Regions from separate parts of the Mus musculus genome. Here region 2 is linked to region 1. A link is a loop called in an ENCODE intact Hi-C map of the cell type or tissue named here. Cell type or tissue: left cerebral cortex. All regions are shown on one strand.

Region 1 (8,000 bases):
TGTGTGTCGGTGTGGGAGTGTTGGGTCTTGAAGTTACAGACAGGTGTCCCATGTGGGTGCTGGAAATTGAACCCTGGTCCTCTGGAAGAGCAGCCAGTGCTCTTAAACACTGAGCCATCTCTCCAGTCCCAAGCTTACGTTCTTATCTACAAGAGGAGGCAGAGAGAGAGAGAGAGAGAGAGAGAGAGAGAGAGAGAGAGAGAGAGAGAGAGAGAGAAACTGACTGTGTGGGCTTTTGAAACTTCAAATTCCACCCCTACCCCCACACACCGCCCACCACTTCCACCTCCACCCTTCCTCCTACAAGGCCACACCTCTTAATTCTTAAACAGTTCTAACCACTAGGGACCAAATACTCAAACACGTGAGCCTGGCAGGGGAGGGGCCATTCTCATTCACAGAATGAGTGAATCGAGTCAGAGGCAGCAGGCAGTACACAGGGTCAGAGGCGCTGGTGATTGGAAAAGAGCAACCCCACCTCAGAAGGGCTCCCCAGTTCTGCACAGCCCCCTTCCTCTCACTCTGTTCTCTCAGTGACCCGCCCTTCCTGGCCCCTGGAGGGAGCTCCCAGACGGTAAAAGCTGCTTGATAAAGGGCTTCTGATTATGTCAGCCCTCCAAGAGCCCCCAGCGTCTAGAAGCCACAGCAATCTGCAAGCTTGGCTAGGTGCTAGAAGTCCCCAGGGAAGGTTAAAGAAAAAGAATGTGTGGGTGCTTTTCCCACTTCAGCTCTGGCTGTCCTGGAACTCACTGTGTAGACCAGGCTGGCCTCAAAAATCACAGAGCTCTGCCTGTCTCTGCCTCCTCTGCACTGGGATTAAAGGTGTGTGCCTCTACGCCCAGCTTGGGCTCCCTTCGGGCGTCACGTGGGTCCCAGGTACAGAACTCGGGTCATGAGTCTTGGCACCAAGGGTCTTTACTTACTGAAACATCTTGTCATCGTGTGGTTTTGGTTTTCTGAAATAGAGTCTCTTGTTGATCATGCTGGCCTCAAACTTCCTACGTGGCCGAGGCTATCCTTGAACTCCTGGTCCTCCAACCTGCATCTCCTGACTGCTGCGATTACAGGTGTGCACCACTCTGGGACCTTTGAAGAAACCCAGTGTCCAGCTCCTGGACCAGCTATTCTAGAACATGGGGTGGAACCTAACTCAGGGCTACCAGAACTCCCAAGAGGAGTGGGGAAGGGGGAAGGAAGAGGGGAAAGGGAGGGAGCAACAGAGGGGGAAGGAGAGAGAGGCACAGAGAGAGGCACACCAGGCTGTGAACCCATCTCCCCTCCACAGAGACACAGGCAAACCCGGACATTGCAAAACCGTCAGTGACACTCACTGGTGACAGTTTGAGCATCCGCTTCCTGCAGCAGGTGACTGAGGTCTGCTAGATCCCCCCAACCCCCAAGCTTTCAGAACAGAGCAAAGGGACACCTCTGTGGCTCTTCCAACTGGCCTCATTCCTTTCTGCTCTTTGGACATTCTAGAACTTTCTGCTCTTTGGACATTCTAGAACTTACAATTAGGTTCCATTGCTAGCGGTGAGCCATAAGCCATGCAGCCAGTGCCTGTGTGCATCGGTTCAATAGAAGCGGGGGCTTGAGGGCAGCGCCTTAGCCAGGGTTTCAATTCTTGGGATGAAACATCATAGCCAAAAAGCAACCTGGGGAGGAAAGGGTTTATTCGGCTTACACTTCCACGTCACTGCCTATCATTGGAGGAAGTCAGGACAGGAACTCACACAGAGAACCTGGAGGCAGGAGCTGATACAGAGGCCATGGAGGGGTGCTGCTTACTGGCTTGCTCTTCCTGGCTTGCTCAGTCTGCTTTCTTCCTTTTTTACTTTCTTTCTTTCTTTCTTTCTTTCTTTCTTTCTTTTTTTTTTTTTTTCCGAGACAGGGTTTCTCTGTATAGCCCTGGCTGTCCTGGAATTCACTGTAGGCCAGGATGGCTCAGTCTGCTTTCTTATAGAACTCAGGACCACCAGCCCAGAGATAACACCACTCACAGTGGGCTGGTCCTCCCCGCATTGATCACTAATTGAGAAAACATCCTATGTCTAGATCTCATGAAGACATTTCCTCAACTGAGGCTCCTTTCTCTGTGATCACTCTAGCTTGTGTCAAGTTGACACACAAAGCCAGCCAGTACAGACGAAGACAGCACTGGTGACATTCTAAGGAGCATGTGAGTAGGACACAGAGCTGGCCTTTGGTCCAGACCAACCTCCTGTCAGATGCAGGACCTAAAGATGACATATGCATACGTGGTGCCTAGTGGCAGTGGGGAGTCTTCAGGAGAAATGAGAATGGGTAACCTAGAAAAGAGAATCTCCAGGTGTGTGTGGAAATGGATGGGGTTCTCACAGCACCCTGAGGTCAACGGTGAATGACGTTTGGCCTCACAAATGAGACTCGGTGGCTGAATAACCCACGCTGCTCAGGAGGTTACAGGAGCCAAGGCCCAGGCTGCAAGGGTTTCATTTCTTCCCTGCCCAGGTGTAGCCAGGCGCCCCATGGGCTAACAGTGCTCTCCCTGCCCCTCAGTAGAGCCCTGGCTTTCCACCAGCTCCAGATACCCATGGTAGAGGGATGTAGGAGCCACTTTCTGGGAAGAGGAGACTAGGAGCCTGGCTAGGCCACCAGGCTTATCCATTAAGAGGGGCGGTCAGCTGGGCTCCCAGATGTCCAGTTAGCCCCCTGGCCCAGAGCCTCCCACGGAGAGGGCATTATGAGTACTGCGATGTGTGGGTGTTGTTCCCCTCTGCCTCAAATCCTGGATGGTTGACTTTGGTGGGAAGCTGGGGTGACCCCTTTGGATAAACAGAGAGATGGTGACCCCAGCCAGGCTCCACAGTCCAGTCCTATCCACTGACCTAATGGTCAGCCCTGGCCACTTAGTGTGAAAATAACGGATGCCAAGGTTAGTCAGAAACAAGAGTCTTTGTCACAGTGCCATTCACCCTGACTCCACTCCACCTGTGGCTCAGTCCGGGTACCCTGACTCCCCCTGTGGGAAAGAGTCCAAACTCGCCCACTCCACCTGTGGATGAGAGTTCAGAGATGTCCATTCCCCACAAGGTCAGAGTCCTAGGGTGCTCACAAAAGCCCACACTGGACACTGTCAGCTGCAACTGCCCTGCAGTTGACGGCAGGTAGATGGCGCCAGAGGGAAGGCAAGAGAAGGTTGGAAAGAGATCCAAGAAAGGAGGGAGGGAGGAACAGAGAGAGTGCAGGGGGAAAGGCAGGGAGGTGAGGGCAGTTATGTGGCTCTCACCATTACAAAGCAATATTTAAGAGGGCCTAAGAAGTGAGCGTCTTAGAGTTGGGCATGTGTGTCACTGGTAGAGCGCTTGCCCGGCATGCACGAGGCCCTGGGCTGTAGCCGCAGCACAGGGCTAACACAGCGATGGGTACAGGAGGAGACTGAGGAGTTCAAGGTCATTCCTGGCTACACGGAGTTCTAGGCCAACCTGGGACACGCGAGACCCCATTCTACTCTGTGACTTCTGATGGGATCTGCACAGCCGCCTGGGAGGGAGGTCGTCCTCCTGGTCCGCAGATGGAGAAACTGAGGACAGGCTGTGATGCAGGATGCAGCTCTCCTCAGTCAGCAGAGCCAGGAGCAGTGCGGGTCAGGTGTGTGCGGCTGCCCTGTGCAGCTCAGGCCTGTGCCCATTGAGTGAGCATGCTGCTGTTCTATGAGAATGTACCATGTACCCCCCTCCTTTAAAACAAGGCTGAGTCTGAGGAAATACCATGTCTGCATCACATTGAAACTTCATCCCACATGTGAGACATCTGTCCATCTGGAACCACATGTCCCTGCCAAGACACACACCCCAGGCCACGGACCACAACTCAAACGTTTGGCCCTTGGGACCAAGCAGGTGATTATTAAGGCATTGGGCCTGATGATTGACCAAGGCTGGGAAGGGCACTGCTTTGGCATGTGCTGGCTGCCCGCTATCCTAACAGGAATGTTGACATGGAATCCTGTGTTACCAGGAAGGCCGTGTTTGCTGAAAGCCCTTTCTGTGGCTGCTGTTGGCCTCAGTCTCCTTCTGGACTGGCTGTTCTGGGTCCTCTCTTTACCTTCAGGACAGCCTGTCTCCCTGTGACTGTCTTACATGTCTATTCTTGTAGGGTTGACAGCAAGGCTTGAGGAGTCGGAACATCCCTGGAATCCCTCAGTAGCCGGCCCAGAGCCCTGCAGAGAGGGACTGGAGGCTTTTGAAACACCCCAGGAATGCCCTTCCCAGCAGCTGCCTCTTAGCAGTCAGGGCAGCTTGAGAACTATAATTAGCACGTCCCATGCAGGTGACCTCAAGGAGGAAGCAGCCCCTCCAGGTCTCCCCCAACAATGTCTTGGTCCTCAAGCTCAGAGCCCATTTCCCTAACATTTGCCTGGCTGCTGTTTAAGTCTTAGCCAAATCACATGCAAAGACGAGTCGTCCATCTGGGATCAATCCTCGATAACACGGCCATAAAGAGTCCTGGTGAAGACAGCCAGGAAGGAGCTGAGTTCTCTCCTCTCAGGTGCCTATGAATCGCCTACTGTGGACAGGCAATGTTCAGGGCCGGGTGTCTAGGTGACAGCACTATGGTCTTTGGGGTGGGGGTGGGGTTAAGATAGGGTCTCTCTGTGTAGCCTGGCTATCCTAGAACTCACTCTGTAGACCAGGCTAGTCTCATCTGCCTGCCTGTGCCTCCCAAGAGATGGGACTAAAGGCACACATCACCACTGCCCCGTTTAGAATTCAGTGCCAGGCCAATGTTAAACACGTAGGTGTCTGTGCACAGTGACAAGGACAGCATCGAGTGCTGGAGTAGTACCTAGAGGAGGATTGTTCAGGGATGTGCACACTTGGCAAAGGCTCGATCAGATGCTCGCTAGCAGGGTCTGCAGGAGACCAATGAGCACAGAGACGACAAGGAATGACACTTCACAGTCTGCGTTACTGCAGCTTGTTCCGTGACACTCCTTCCACACGTGGGCATCTGAAGCCAACGGAGGGTTGCAATGGAGATTCACGGTTGCCTTTAAGTGGACGGTGAGGAGCAGTGGGGCATGAAGTCTTCAGGGCCGCAGTTTGTCTCTATCTTCCAGTCTGGGCTCTGGATACCTGGGCACGCTCACTTTGCGGAAATTCATCCAAGTATTACACACTCTTATATATGTCTGTTTTACACTTCAGTAGGCTAGGCATAAAGCCATAAGGCTCACTGGGTAAGGGTGCTTGCTGCCAAGGCTAATGACCTGGGTTTGATCCTCTGGACACACATGGTGGGAGGGGAGAACAGAAATCCCTAAGTTATTCATGTGCTGTGACACATGCACACCATAGCATGCATGTGCCCATACACACGCACTCAAATACACACACATACGTGTGTGTGTGTGTGTGTGTGTGTGTGTGTGAGTGTGTGTGTGTGTGTGTGTGTGTGTGTGAGTGTGTGTGTGTGAGTGTGTGTGTGTGAGTGTGTGTGTGTGAGTGTGTGTGTGTGTGTGAGTGTGTGTGTGTGTGAGTGTGTGTGTGTGTGTGAGTGTGTGTGTGTGTGAGTGTGTGTGTGTGTGTGAGTGTGTGTGTGTGTGTGTGAGTGTGTGTGTGTGTGTGAGTGTGTGTGTGTGTGTGTGTGTGAGTGTGTGTGTGTGTGTGTGAGTGTGTGTGTGTGTGTGAGTGTGTGTGTGTGTGTGTGTGTGTGTGTGTGTGGAGAGAGAGAGAGAGAGAGAAGAGGGGAGAACAGAGGGAGGAGAGAAAGAATAAATGTATCAAAAATAATTTTAAAGCAATAATGCTGGAGAGAGAGGAATGCCTCTCTCTCTAGGTTATATGTAACATTTAACAGCAGGTTATAGGTTGTAGGTTTCATAGTGGCCTCTCAGTTAAACTTGAGTTAAGCCAAAAAAAAAAAAAAAAACTATTGAGCCAGGCATGTGGTTGAGGTGGTAGAGTGCCTGCCTAGCACACACAAAGCCTTGGGTTTAATCCCAAGCCCTACATAAAACCAGGAGTGCAGGCACACACCTGGAATCCCAGCTCACTGGATCAGGAGTTCAAGGCTATCTTCGGTTACATAGTAAGTTTAAGGCAATCCTGAACTAACATTAGACCTTGTTTCAGTGGGAAAAAGAAAAAAAGAAAAAATTGTATTTCATATAAACGTTGACTACTTAGTAGAAACATGTCCCAAATATTACCAGTGCTACCAAGTGTCCCCTGGGAACAAAAGCAGTTGCTGAAAGCCTCATATGAATTTCTGTGTGAACCTGAAGACTGGCAGTTCTGGGTGCCTACTGATGAGCACCTTGGGTTCCAAACATGAGCTCTCTCACCGATGTGCAGCCTGGGGCGTGGAAGCCTATCTCAGACAGGGATGCAGGGGATGTGGTATATGAGATTTGTCATGTAGGCCAAGGAGTGATACACTGTGGTCCTCCCCTTAAACGCTGTTGTGCTCCCTTGTATGTACAGGCATCCTCCCCTTGCACAGGGGGGTCTTCCCTTTGTGCAGTGTAGTGCTCCCCTGGCACGCTGTGATGCTCCCATTGCACGTTATGATGCTCCCCGGGCATGCTGTGGTGCTCCCCTGGCACGCTGTAGTGCTCCCGTGGCGTGCTGAGCTCCACTGACAGGTGTGTGTTGTCCTCATCTGCCATCTTTTCTGCACACCTAAGGTCAGGGAGAGCAGCATGCACCTTGGATTTGAGAGTCAAATAACCTAATTTCCAGACCAAGGCAACCATCTGCTCTGTTAAACAGCTTTCTGTGGGAGCCAAGCTGGGGACAGGGAGGGAATCTGGCTGTGCTTCCCAGCATACGCTGTGGGCTCTGGACTGTCTTTAACATCTGCTGGTGTGTGCTCAGAAGTTTTGAAAATTTCATGTCGATGTTCTATTTGCTTTGGTTTGGTTTGGTTTGGTTTGGTTTTTAGAGACAGGATCTTACTAAGCAGTCCAAGTTGACCTTTGACTCGGTCCACGGGTCAGTCAACAGGGTCTGCAAGAGAGAAAGTGGGAACTGAGCGGCAAGAGACATGAAGAATGGAGACAACACCGGCTATCTGCTCAAGGATCAAATCTCAAGTCTCGAGTCTCGTTTACTGAAAGGCAACTATGGGTATATATGTACTCGCTGGGGAGGGCAGCTGGAGACACTTAACCACAGGTCCAGGATGCATAGAAGAAAAACAAGATGTTATCAGAGTATGTTCAGCTGTGGTAGGCTTCTTGCAAAAACATGCTAGGAAAACAAGTCTCTCGTCAGGGTGGAAAAGTACCAACCTGTAAGTAAATAGCCCGAGATGGCTGCAGAGATGATAGCCGCTTTCTGCTAAGACTCGGCTCCCAACAGACCTTGAACTCGCAACAATCCTACTGCCTCAGCCTCCCAAGCATGAGAGTTATAGGCCGACAGTACCACACCCTACTGTCTAATATTTTTTTAATGTGTTGTATGGAGCCAATTTTCTCCTTCCACTCTGGGTCATCAGGAGATTCAAACTGGGAACTCGGGTCCAAGCCATGTCACCCACTGAGCCATCTTACCAAGCTGCTATCTGCTTTGCCTTTTAATTCAAATAGTATTTATCTTGATCTATAGCAGCTAAGGGAGCAGCCTCACCTTCTCCCAACTCTTTCTGAGAGATGAAGAAAGGCCGTGGACCTGATGTAACAGACCCTGACTCAGAAAGACAGCATAAGACATCAAAGCCCCGTTTCCCGGCTAGGGATGTCACTCACTTGGTAGAGCGTGTGCTTGCCCAGTGTGCATTAAAGCCTAGGTCTGCTCTCCAGCACCACAGGATCCAGCCACGGGAGCATAAGCTCTCAGAGGTAAGGTAGGAGGAGTTGAAGTTCAAGACCATTTTCAGCTACTTGCTGGTTTAAGGCCAGCCATATATATATATATATATATATATATATATATATATATATATATATACAGCCTTATCTGAGTTGTGGGGGACCACCCGACATGCTGACGCTACATGCTGATGGAATGTAC
Region 2 (8,000 bases), 60 kb after region 1:
ACATCAGAGAGCACTCCAGGAAGAGCCCAGCCCACCAGGTCCAGCCTTAACATACACTTCAGAAGAGCTGCCCGCACTAGGTGTGTGCCAAACTCCCCAACTCGAGAGAGTTAGAAAAGCTGTCCCCACATTCATTCACTGCACAGGTGAGGAAGTGGATGCCCATGTGACACCTGGCTGAGGAGGTGTCGCATAACTGGGGGCAAGGTACACACCAGGCTCGAAGACATGTGCTCCCCTCTGGGTTAGAGAAATGCAGTGGGTCTTATCTCTCCCTCCACACCCCCAATACACAATCTAATTTCTGAAAACAGCCATTCCCCAGCCCTGAGAAGAGCTGAGAGGTCCACAGCTGTCCCACCTCAAGGCCTTCCTTCCCACCCACAGCCAGCTACAGCCACTCACCCGTAGGTGCGCTGGATCAAGGTGGGGTGTAGTTGCTGCACACCAACAGCAAAGCCTAAAACAAGAGAGCAGTTAGGAACAGCACACTGCATGGGTAAGGTCCCAGGGCCACACACAGGGAGGGCAAATAACACGCGCCACTCTCCTGGTCAAAGCACATTAAGTCCACAGGCTGTACCAGCTTTTCGGGATGATCCCCTGCCTGGTCGGCATCTGACTTCTTCCCTCCCCAAGAGTAGGAGACTTTGGAAAAAAAAAATCATTATCCCTGGGACCATAAACTGCCGAGAAAGAGGAGCAAGCTCCCAAGCCAGGGGTGGTTGCCCTGGGCTGCCTCTGCAGGCACATGATTGCTGGCTGCCACTCGGGGACAAAGGGGGAGCGGGGGCAGCGTTTTTCCATCAGACAGATACCAAAGCTGAATATAGAAACAAGGAGGGCTGGAAAGAAAACTCAAAGCTCTTACCCGTCTGTAAGCTCCTAGGCTTGGCACCCAGGTAGGCCAGGTTCACATTGGCCTTGCGACCATCGATGATAGGGTTAGGGTCTTTGCAAGCCCTATCAGCCGCTGCCCGATCTGCCATGGTCACCTGCAGGAACACAGAGGGTCAGGGGCTTTGGTGGCTGGCTGAGGAAAACAAGGCAGAGAAGGGAAGGGGGTTTTGCCCGGGCATCGGGCCATCTCTGGGTCTTTCCTCCCAGAAGAGTATCTGGTATTTAGGACCCTTGGGGCACTGTCTTCTCTGCCTCCAGGGCTGCAGCTCCTTCCCCAAAGTTCAAGTGCGGAGTGCCTTCAAGGACAGCGACAATCCCCTAGGAAGTGGAGTAAAGGGAACCTCAAGGGGAGTCCTCCCCACCCCCCCGCTGTCCAGGCCATCAGTAAGTACCGTTAACTTTCTCAGAGAATTAGTTTGGGGACACTAGAGTGGAAGGAAGTGGGAAACCGTCTTCAAGTCGCTGGCGCTAACAGCTTACGCTTCTTTGGGGCAGCTGGAAAGTGTGGGGGAAGGGCCGACGGCCCCGGGAAGCCCCGGAGTCCCGGCTGCGCGCGGCGGGTCTGGGAGGCGGTGGGGGAGGGGCGGCGGCAGGTGCGCGCGCCGCGGGCACTCACGAAGCCGTAGCCGCGGGACTTGCCGGTCTGGCGGTCGGTGATGACCACGGCCTCCTCGATGTCTCCGAAGCCCTCGAAGTACTTTCTGAGCGATGCGTCGGTGGTGTGGTAGGGCAGGCCGCCCACGAAGATCTTGGTGAACGTGGTGTCCTTCTGTGAGCCGTGCATGGCGCTGGGGGCGGCGGACGGCCGCGGAAACACACTCGGGGAGCACGCGGGCTGCAGCAGCATCGGGGCCGCCGCTACCGAGCCGGCCGGCGCATGCGGGGGTGTCCCAGGCCGAATCCGAGTTCCCCACGCTGTCCCGCGCCGCTTCTCCGTCCGCCGCGAAGCGTCTACTCCGCGCCCTGCGAGCTGCCGGCCGCCTTTGTAGCCGGCCACGCCCCGCGGTCACGCCCCTCTCGTTTAAGACACGCCTTTGGAAGCGGGGGCCGCCGGGAATTGTAGTTCTAAGTACGTCCCGCGTGCCAGGACGCGGGTCCGGCGAATGAGGTGACTTAGCCCCTAGGTGCTCGCCGGTATCAGCTTGTCTGTCTCGCGGGGCGCACGGTCCGGTATATTCCAAGCGTTGCTTGATTCAGTGGTTTACACCCGAGCGACTAGGGGTGCAAACGTACTTGTTAAAAGGTCCGAAAAAAAAAAAAAAAAAGGTCCGAAGGAGTGCCTCAGCTACTCATTCGCGAACCCTTGTGGTTTGATCTCCCCATCACAAAAACCTGGCTGGTGACACACACCTGTAAACCCAACACTCAAGAAAGAGAGTCAGTTCAAGGCCACCCTTGGCTATATACTAAGTTTGAGGCCAGCTGGACTAAATCATACCCTGTCTCCAAAAAATAAAAAATAAAAATAAAGGGCAAAGTGAATTTGCCATGTTTATAAAAATAATTCACACGCACACCATAATACATCACACGTACTTTGGCGGTCCTGTGGTGTCAGGGATTCTCTGCTGGGACTTCAACAATGGCATACCCCGGGACACTAGGTAGTCTGTGAAAATGAGGGCTAATCGATAGTGAATACACCTTTTACAGTCTTGTAGAAAGCTAAGAGCTTTCTACTTTCTACTTTCTACTGTGAGGAAGAACAAAGGCGGCTGGGCTCCCATGTCACTGACATGGGACCGCCTGTGGGGTCACCCTTAGCAGGAGAACAAGCAGAAGGCATGACATGGCCTGTGTAGAACGTGGGCCAAGGCTGGGACCATGATGCCAGTCTGCAGAACTCTTCCCCACCAGCGCAAATGCAAACGTGGGGCCCTTGTTAGAGACAGAAATTTCAAACAGCCGAGTGGAATACACCGGTGATCCTAATACTGAGGAGTTGGGAGGGTGGGAGGGTTCCGGGTCCATACCCTGCTACACAGAAAGTCAGAAGCTAGCCTGTATGATGGGAAACCATAAAATAGAAAGAAGAAAATGGGAATTTCAGCACAGAAGCAGGCACGATGCTTTAGCCTCCGGGCCAGGAAGCAGCCCTGATCCTGCGTCCCTCATGTCCCCATTCCTGGTTATCACACTGGGACCTGAAGACCTACAGCTTTTAGTGGGGCTAAAACTGGCCTGGCCCCACTGGTCAAGGCGGACAGTAAGGCAGGCAGCCTCTGGGCAGGTTCAGCCCCAGTCAGTCTAGTCCCCTTCACACAGAGCAGAACTCCGAGCCTGCTGGGGATACCCCTGCCCAGCGCCTCACTCTCTTGGCTTTACCTTCCTCGCTTCAAGTTTCCTTTGCTGTAAGGCTTGTTCTCCCCAGACCCTACCCAACCGGGGCTTCTTTCTGGTCTAAGGTCTTCTGCTGCTGACGGAGCTCTCTAGCAAGTGTTGCTCAAGGCGTAGCGTAGGGATTAGCAAGAGAGGCGTCTGTTGAGTGAATCCCTGGTGGAACGTAAAGAGGAGGGGGCTCCAGACCAAAGACCCCTTAAAGAAGCGCCTTTTGAAAACTCGTTGAAGTGTGTTTTGTTTTTGTTTTTGTTTTTTTTTTTTACTTATTCCTAAAGCGTCGAGACTTCCTGGCCCTGAAGTCTTGAGCCACCTCGATTCCTTCCTGGGGCCTCAGTTTCCCCAGTGTGGCATAGCGCAGCTGGTGGCAAAGACTGTTTTAGCTTCAGGGCTCCTCGCCTACAAGTCCCAGCACCGCCCCTGCCACCGCCCAGCCACGCCCCTCCGCTTCCCTAGGGCCCCGCCCCAAGAAGCTCGCTGGGCGGACGCTGCAGGCACGTGCTGGGCGGGAGGAGGGGGAGGGGACCTCCGAACATGCGAGAACGCGGCGCACGGGCGTGACCCCGGGGGGCTGGCTAAACCTGCGAGTTTGAAACTATGGCTGTGGGATGGCCGTCCCTGTTCGTAGCTTCCCCCTGACTCTTTGGGTTTTCCGTATCACCCACTTTTGCACCTGTCCAGGCTCTCCACCTCCCTCCCATGCGTGTGGATTCGCCTTGCTCTGAACACTTATGCCCTAACGGCCGCGACTCCGGGCCAGGGTTGCTATGAATGGGAAGCAATCACTCGCCAAGCTTTCATTCCCGAACCGTGCAGTTGCAGAAGTCTGCATAAAAAGCACGCCCGCTAGGCACAGTTGCCCAGGTGGGCACTTAGGAGGGGACAAAGAGGGCAAGAAAGCAAGCGCGGCCAGTGGGGAGAGGGAAGGGTGACTGCAAAAGGCCCAGAAGTGACAGCTGCAGTTACTAACGAATCCCCGCCTCCCTGCCACCTCTCACTCAGGGTCTCTTTATACAGCCCAGGCCAACCTCTAACTTCCTGTCCTCCTGCCTCAGCCTCCCACGTGCTGCTATTGCCCCCTGAGCTTGGCTCAGTGGTATTTCTTGAGTACTGGCAACTGCCTCTAGCATCACTAAACATGAACTTCATCTGGCCTTTGCGGTGCTGGCTCACTGAGGAGTTCCCTAGATAGATGACTTAACCAGAGGCAGCCTTATACCATTCTCGTCAGCCTGGTTCTCAGGTGGGGTGGACGGAGGCTCATCCACAGAGGATCCTGAGCCAATCCAACTCTGAGACCCCACTTCATCCTCCCAGTCTCGTTCAGAAGCTGCCCTGGTCCCCTGCTGTGAGGTCTGGGAAGACAGAATCCCAGAGAGGTAGGTGCACGGTCCAGGACAAAACAGCCAGATTGGGCAGAGTCAGGATTTGAACTCAGGAGTTGGGGGGAAACCCTTGACACCTCATCCTCTGGGCTAGAGTGGGGTGCTGCTGGCTATAACCCAGCTGTTCTGACTATCAGTTGATTAAACTTTGTCTAAACCTGTTTGTGCTGGGCCAACCTCACCTGACAAAAAGAAACTTCTCTCAAGCTCAGAACCCATCAGGCTTCAGGCTTGGGCTGCCCCACTCCCCAGCTGGCAAGGCCAGTCGTCAGGAACCTTGATGGTGTGGGCATAGACAGGCTGCCTAGCTAGCTGGCTCTGAGAAGGACAAGGGGCGGGACTGGGGCTGGCCAGTCCCTGGAACCCTCCTGCCACTAGGGGATAATTATAACTCTCACAGGGTCAGCACCTCTGGGCGGAGCTCTTGGCACAAGCCTGAAACTACCATCAGCTCTTACCACCCCTGTGATGCTCTCAACGCTGGCCCGTGCTGTGGAGGATCCCGTTTTAGTGCGGGAAATCCTGCCCCGGGAGCCAGCAAAAGCTAAATAAATGCCAGAGACCCAGCAAGGGGACCGAGGAACCAGAGATTACACCATAAGGAAGTGAGAGATAGCATCTTGGAGCAAGCCGGTTTTTTGAAAACCTTTCTGGAGCTAGGAGTCTGCAAGGTGACTCAGGGAGTCAAATGTGCTTAACTGGAAGCCTAGACACCCAAGTTCAATCCCCAGAATAGAGATAAAGATAGAAGAGAACTGACTGGACAAAGTTGTCCTCTGACCTGCATTCAAATGTGTACACACACACACAGCTCTGTTTCATCACCACCACCACCACCAACAAAACTGTAAAACAAACAAACAAACAAAGAGGAAAAACCCGTCACACACTGTTCTAGAGACAGCCTGACTGTGAATCTCTGCTGCTGCTTTTCAGGCACCTCAGGCAGGATGTGGGTGGCATCAGGTGCCAAGACAGTGGACATGAAAACCTGTTGTGAAACCTTGCTACCCTGGAGTCGACAGATAACACCCTGTCCCACAACCTTCTTCCTCTCCGGAGCCCTGTGACAGGCGAGGTTGGAGGATGCAGTTACTTTTCCAACCGTCTGTGGCCAGGGAGTCCCCAGTGAAGTCTGTCAGGGCCCCTGTGGAGCTCTCCACTTCCTGACTGGTGAGATCGAGTACCAGGCAATACTAGACCTTGGCAATCATTTTTTCTTTTTCTATACTTTTTTTGTTAAGACAGGATCTTGTGTAGCCCAGGCTACCCTCAACTTTGCTAGTAGCTAAGGGTGACCTTGAGCTCCCATCCTTTTACTGGGTTTGCAGGAGTTGCATCATCACACTTGATTTACATGGTACTGGGGACCAAGTTCTCTGAGCATATGAGGCAAGCTCTCTGTCAACTGAGCTATTCCTCAGCCAAACCATAGCATTCTTTCTGTCCTGAGTTTGTAGCAGATGTCTGGAGCTCTGAAGACATCTTGTGACCATGAGGCAAAGGGCAAGATACAATTGTTCTGATTTAACTAAACACAGAGACACCCTTTATAGTCACAGCTTGGTAGGGGTGGGAGTCGGGTAGGATATGCTGCTGTACCTGCAGGCAGAGGTCAGGGGTGTTACTGCATCGTGGGATGGAGGTCAGGGGTGGTGCTCTGTCCTGGGTATGGAAGTCAGGGCCCCTGGGACTGGTTCCAGCCCTTCTCCCCACAGCCCCTCAGCGGCTGTGGCACGGACTGGGGTCAGCCTGGACTTGGATCTCAGCCCCGTTTCTTGCGCTGTCAAGCCTCCAGTGACTGGTGGATAGATTGGTTGGTTGCAGTGCTGTCTTCTGCTCTGGGGTTGGGGGGATCGAAGTACGTGAACAGGTGTGAAGTTTGAGTATTCAGGCCCATGGCGTGGGACACCAGTTTACAATCTCCTCCCCAGAGGACAGTCAGAATAGTCCTAGCTGCACGCCACCTACCTGTCCCAAACTCAGCCAACCTGCCTGCCAGAGTCCTGGAGTAAAATAGCAAACTACCATGTGGTGCCCTTGAGCTTCAGAGCTTAGACTTTCAGGAGGAGGCAAAGCCTGACCCTATCTGTCCCTCCTGTCCCCTCGAGTCATAGCAGGGTAACTCATCTTCTGTTGGTGGCATTTCCCACTAACCACTGGACTGTCTCTAGGCGCTAATGTCTCTAGGATTTTGCAGATGGTTTGGGGTTGCTCTGAGAGAGCATCTAACTTATTCTCATCCGCATTAGGAGCAACAACTTGTGAATTTGTATCCTGCCAACTAGTGTACCCTCACAGGTCCTCCTAGGCCCTGGAGCCTGTAGCCATCCGCAGAGACTGGAGGAACTTTCTCAGAGTCATGGCTTAAAGACTCAGACAAATGTTTTTGCATGCAAAGGGAACAATCATATTTAAACCACAGCTGTTGAGGACTGGGACTGGTTCAGTGAGTGGGTAGAACACTTGCCTAGCATCCATGAAGTCCTGAGTTCAAGCCCCAGCACTGCATCTCAAGTGTGGTGCTCCTCCAGGGGACCAGCATCCTCTTCTGATCCCTGCATGCCCCTGCACGTCAAGCTCAAGATGAGCTTTGGCTACGTGAGACCTTGTCTCAAAAAATTAAATTCAGTTGCTACATTAATATTAATCTCACATTGTATTATTTCATGTTACTATTCCTAGTTCATAAAAATGAATATTAACTTCATTACATGTATGATGTAGGCACGTGTGTGCTGTCATACTAGTGCGTTATTATGGAGACAACTGGTGGGTGCATTGTATCACAGCATGGAGGCAAACACCATGTCACCATGTTGGTGACAGCTGCATACTGGCATGCAGCCTCTCGCTTCTTGTGTCCTCCAAGGCACCGGTGCAGCTGAGAGTGCTGGTGTGTGTGTGTGTGTGTACCATACACACAATGATTCTGGGTCCCTTGAACTCTGGTTGGGGAAGACAAGGCCCTTCTCCCACCACACCCATGGGTCTGAGCGCAAGAAGCTCCTATATTCCGCTCCTGTGGCTCGTTACCAACTGCCACACACTCAAGGGCTTGGGCATTACCGCTTACTCCTCTCACCGTCATGGAGGCCAAGAGTCTCCGTGAGAGGAGCTGAGACACCTCTGGAAAGAGAGCCCTCATTCCCTGCCCATCTAAACCGAGTTGTCTGCCAGACTCCAAGTTCTGCCTCAAGATGAGTAGCTGGGATTCCAAGGGCACCCCAGGCCAGTCACCTGGGATCCACTGTCTACAATTTCTGTGGGATAAATGAGCTGTGGAAGGAAGACACCCCCCACCCCCCGTGGCCTCTCTCAGGACATCATAGCAGCACCTTCCCTCAACACTGAGGCAGGGGTGGCATGTGGCTCACA

Evidence for each region. Peaks named below come from ENCODE experiments on the same cell type or tissue, not always from the same donor. Only the 100,000 strongest peaks of a DNase experiment are listed, where the experiment ranks them.
Region 2: a loop joins it to region 1, with 4 times the contacts of the local background. A loop is called at or near these places in 25 of 42 quality-filtered maps.

What each region holds. Positions count from the first base shown.
Region 1 is chr2:173,076,237-173,084,236 of GRCm38, reverse strand. Gm40011 reads right to left here and starts at 1,457. Exons shown (of 6, transcript XM_011239899.1): 1 at 1,332-1,457; 2 at 924-1,086. The coding sequence starts at 982. In left cerebral cortex, a CTCF peak has its summit at 3,141; DNase peaks (open chromatin) are centred at 3,157 and 3,422.
Region 2 is chr2:173,015,787-173,023,786 of GRCm38, reverse strand. Rbm38 (RNA binding motif protein 38) reads right to left here and starts at 1,885. Exons shown (of 4, transcript NM_019547.2): 1 at 1,517-1,885; 2 at 872-995; 3 at 406-460. The coding sequence starts at 1,747. In left cerebral cortex, no CTCF peak of the experiment used is centred here; DNase peaks (open chromatin) are centred at 1,239, 1,913 and 3,692; H3K4me3 peaks cover 1,986 bases; H3K27ac peaks cover 333 bases.